Regions from separate parts of the Homo sapiens genome. Here region 1 is linked to region 2. Evidence: chromatin loops called from intact Hi-C (ENCODE). Cell type or tissue: PC-3. All regions are shown on one strand. Region 1 overlaps PCDH15 (protocadherin related 15). Region 2 overlaps PCDH15 (protocadherin related 15).

Region 1 (2,500 bases), 220 kb before region 2:
CCAGTTGGACCTAGTAGACGTTACAGAGCACTCTACCCATCAACCACAGAATATACATTCCTCTCATCTGCACACAGAACATACTCTAAGGGTGACCACATGCTCAGCCATAAAGCAAGTCTCAATAAACACAAAAAATTAAAATCATATCAACCATACTCTTGAACCACAGTAGATTAAAACCAGAAACCAATACTAAGAACATCTCCCAAAACCACACAATGACATGCAAATTAAACAACTTGCTCCTGAAGGACTTTCAGATAAACAACGATATTAAGGAAATTTATAAAATTATTTAAAATGAAGACACACAACATTTCAAAATCTCTGAGATGCAGCCTATACAATGTTAAGAGGAACATTTACAGCACTAAGTGTCTACATCAAGAAGTTAGAAAGATCTCAAATTAATGATCTAACATTACACCTATGGGAACCGGAGGAAAAGGAACAATCTAAACCTAAAGCTAATGAGAGGAAAGAAATAACTAAAATCAGAGCAGAACTGAATGAAGTAGAGACCCAATAATCCATACAAAAGATCAACAAGACCAAAAGTTGGGACTTTGAAAGCATAAACAAGAGAGATAAACCTCCAGCTAGATGAACAAAACAAAAAAGAGAAGATCCAAATAAGCCCATTCAGAAACAAGGATGACATTACAGCCAAACACATGGAAACCGAAAAGATCCTGAGAATATTATGAACACTGGATGCACACGAACTAAAAAATCTAGAGGAAATTGATACATTCATGAAAACATACAACCTCCCCAAATTGAATCACAAAGAAATTGCAACTCTGAACAAATGAATCAGTCATAAAAAACCCTATGAATCAACTAATGTCCCTGACCAGGTGGACATAATTCACAGCCAAATTATAGCAGAAATACAAAGAAGTCCTACTACCAATTCTACTGACACTATTACAAAAAATTAAGGAGGAACTCCTCTGTAACTCATTCTATGAAGCCAGCATCACCCTGATACCAAAACCTGGCAGATAAACAATGAAAAAAAGAAAAACTACAGGCTAATATCCATGATGAACATAAACACAAAAATCTCCAACCAAACACTAGCAAACCTGATCCAACAGCACATCAAATAGCTATACCATGATCAAGTAGCCTTTATTTCTGGGATGCAAGAGTAGTTCAACATGTGCAAATCAATAATGTGATTCACCACATAAACAAAATTAAAAACAAAAACCATGTAATTATGATCATCTCCATAGATGCAGAGAAAGCTTTTGATAAAATCTAACATCTCTTCATGATAAAAATACTTAAAAAATGAGTCACCAAAGGAACATACCTAAAAATAATAAGAGTCATCTATGACAAACCTATAGCCAACATCATACTGAATGGGCAAAAGCGGGATCAATCCCTTGAGAACTGGAACAAAGCAAGGATGCTCACTTTCACTACTTCTATTCAATGCAGTACTGGAAATCTTAGAGCAATCAAAGAAGAGAAAGTAATAAAAGACATCCAGATATGAAAAGCAGTCAAACTATTTCTCTTTGCTGACTATATGTTTCTACACTAAGGAAACCTCAAAGACTCTGCTGAAAGGCTCCTGAAATGGATAAATGACTTCAGTAAAGTTTCAGAATAAAAATTCAACATACAAAAATCAGTAGCATTTCTATAATGTTCAAGTGGAGAGTCAAATCAAGAACACAATCACATTTACAATACCCACAATAAAAATTAAATGTCTATGAATACATCCAACAAAGAGGTGAAAGATCTCTGTAATAACTACACAATATTGCTGAAAGAAATAATAGATGACACACACAATTATAAATTCATTCCACACTCATGGAAGGTAAGAATGAGTATTACTCATGGTCATACTGCCCAAAGCAATTTACAGATTCAATGCTATTCCTGTAAAACTACCAATGCCATTTTTAACAGAAATAGAAAAATAGGATTCTAAAATATAGAACAAAAAATAGCCTGAATAGCTAAAGGAAGGTAAACAAAAAGAAAAAAGCCAGAGGCATCATATTATCCGACTTCAGCTATACAATAAGTCTACAATATCCAAAATAGGACGGTATTAATACAAAAACAGACACATAGACGTATGGAACAGAAAAGAGAACCCAGAAGGAAAGCTGCACACCTATAATCATACGATCTGTGACAAAGTTGACAAAAGTGAACGCTGGGTAATGTTCAATATATGGTACTCAAAAACTGGCTAGCCATATGCAGAAGAATGAAACTGGACTCCTACCTTTCACCATATAATAAATTCACTCAATTCACTCAAGATGGATTAAAGATTTAAATGTAATACTTCAAACTATAAAAACCCTAGAAAAAAACCCAAGCAACATCATTTTTGACATTAGGCTAGGAAAACAATTTATGGCTAAATCCTCAAAATCAATTGCAACAAAAGCAAAAATTGACAATTGGGACCTATTTAAATTAAAGAGTTTGCACAGCAATATAAAAAAATTTTAAA
Region 2 (2,500 bases):
TGAGAATGCTTACACTCTAAAAGCCATACAGAAAGTTACACCTCCTATCAATTTCTTATCCATCAAGGAACACAATAAACAAGCTTTGAACTTTTCCATTTACCAACTTGAAGGAAAGAAATGCTTCATTTTCTTTAGTTTTTTGAAATAATGACTGCTTTTGCCTCTTACATTTATAGCTTCAATAGCCATGATCTAATTTTAAGGGTGAATGCAACCTTTAAACAAGGTTTATGATATAAAAGGAAATTTGTCCATTACAGTGCTCAGAAACTTTTACTCTTTAGGTGAAAATTATTTTGTTGCTGTTATTGTTGAAACACACACACACACACACACACACACACACACACACACACACACGATCATCTTAGGAAGTAATTGGACAAGATTAAAACAATTAATTGTATTTAAAATTATTTAGCAATTTACAGGTTTCTTATTCATTTTGCTGGCTTCATTTATAAGTTATGTATTTTAAATGTGGACACTGAGGAACAAATGTTTAGAGGGTGTGCTGAGGTTCTCAAGGAAAATAATTGTTGTCCTTCGGACAGAATATGATGTTTCTATGCTCCTTATATTAATAAATAGCACACATGTGTATGTGTGGGCAGGGGGGGAGCGGGGTGTGTCCATCTTACTCAGCGTGACTGACTTTTAGGCTGAGATTAAGTCATACTCGTCTACATATTCTTCCAAGTCTCTCACTTCAGTTTATACACCACAGTTGAAAATTGTATTTTAAGGTCAAGCTAGTCGCTCTCACATTCAAAACTACCTCCCATCCTGCCCCTGCCATCCATACATGCAACGAATTAACATGTGCATTTGGAATTTCTGGGTGTATTCTCGGTTCTTGTCACCATTTCAACCTAAGTGCTTCCAGTATTCAATTTAAATAAACGTTACAGTTTCTGGGTGATTTACACCTCTGGAATTTCTATGGCGACTCTATCAAGAGAAAATAATCTGGCCATAAATTACTCACATTAGCTTTTTTTTTTTCCTCACTCAAAATTGACTATGAGCACTAATGAGTCACCACACTTCCTTCCAATACCCTTGGATGCAACTCAGTCATATTTGAGTCTGAAACTAATAAATGAAGCCCCACAGGTCACTGTTAGTTTTGAATCCACATTCTCTCATGCTATAGTGTTAACGACAACAACAAAATCCCATTACAAAAGAAAATATATCAAACCTCAAACAAAGTTTTAGTTGAGAGTAACAAAAATAGTTTTTGGATGCCATCCCTGACAAGTAAAACAATCTTTTCAATATTATAATTGTATAGTCTTATTTTGCATGTGAAAACCACAGATACATAGAATGACAAAATGATTCTAGTTCACAAGTGGTCCCGATACTAAGAACTCTTTTAAAAAATGGAAAAATACAAACAAAATGACTATGACCAAAACCCACTCTTAAAATAGAGTCTGAAGTAAAATTAAACTTTTAGATAATAAATATGATCATTTTATGAAGTAGTGTGGTCTCTTTGTTTAGATTATTATTTCTGCTAACTTTTCCTTGTGTTCAAATCCTGAGTGAAACTTAAAACCATGTATTTCTCCCAGCATTAGGGCTACAATAAAATGTAAATGTATATGGGGGGCTTCTGTGTTAGGAAGAAGTTAATATAACAGCTCGTTTATGAAAAGCTATTGTTTTACACCATTTAAGTAGGAAAAAAAGTTCCTACAGTCTGAAATTGTATCTGCACATTTACAGAAAGGGGGAGTACACTCATCTACCCAATAAAGTAGTCACATTTATGAAATTACTTTATAATTTTTGGTTTTACATTTTACTATTTTGAGAAGGTTCATAATTTGTCTAAGGAGTAAAAGTCCTCATGATAAAGTGATAACACAAAGGAATCATTAATTCCTCAACATGTATTTGCTTGACGTACGTTTTGTGATCAAATAATTATAGTGATTTCCTTTGATAAAAATAATAATTACCTTTTGCCTTTAATTTCAAACATAAGCTATGAACCAAATACTGGAGAATTTTTGCAAGTGGCATAAAAACAATTTATGTCTGCCTATCTGCTGTGAAAGTTGTATAATAAAAAGATACAACACATACCATGCAAAATTTAAATGTGAACAAATTAAGAGCAAAGTTGTAATGGACATTTATTTTTCACTGGGTTTTTTTAAAGCATAATTATTAGTGTTTTTTAAAACTATAGTTCAGATACTTATCAAATATTATCAGTGGGTATACCATATTTTTAAACATTTCCTAGAAAATGAAATGTTTTATTTAAATCTTTTTGTGAATAATATTCAAAACTTCATGCCATAATTTTCCAGAGAAGTTGCTGACACTTAGGTAGCACAAACTCTGACCTGTTCAGGTCACTTAATGATTATGTTTAAGGGTAATTTGGGGGGCAAAGTTGTAGGGATTCACATTTCCTGCTCAGCACATAATTGCAACAGCTGAGGGGTTAGGAGGTCGCCACTCAGTGGAATTGGGC

Evidence for each region. Hi-C counts contacts between places; a loop is a spot of excess contacts. Peaks named below come from ENCODE experiments on the same cell type or tissue, not always from the same donor. Only the 100,000 strongest peaks of a DNase experiment are listed, where the experiment ranks them.
Region 1: it touches region 2 in a loop (1.9-fold over the local background); 1 of 110 quality-filtered maps calls a loop at or near these places.

Annotation. Positions count from the first base shown.
Region 1 is chr10:54,579,623-54,582,122 of GRCh38, forward strand. The region is part of intron 2 of PCDH15 (protocadherin related 15); the gene reads right to left. All of the region lies in intron 2 of LOC105378311 (a long non-coding RNA gene), which reads left to right. Among named protein-coding and RNA genes, the nearest start is that of MIR548F1, 27 kb to the right of the region's middle. In PC-3, no CTCF peak of the experiment used is centred here; a DNase peak (open chromatin) is centred at 1,349; H3K27ac peaks cover 1,217 bases.
Region 2 is chr10:54,797,189-54,799,688 of GRCh38, forward strand. The region is part of intron 1 of PCDH15 (protocadherin related 15); the gene reads right to left. Among named protein-coding and RNA genes, the nearest start is that of PCDH15, 2.8 kb to the right of the region's middle. In PC-3, no CTCF peak of the experiment used is centred here; DNase peaks (open chromatin) are centred at 683 and 1,003; H3K4me3 peaks cover 1,002 bases; H3K27ac peaks cover 1,547 bases.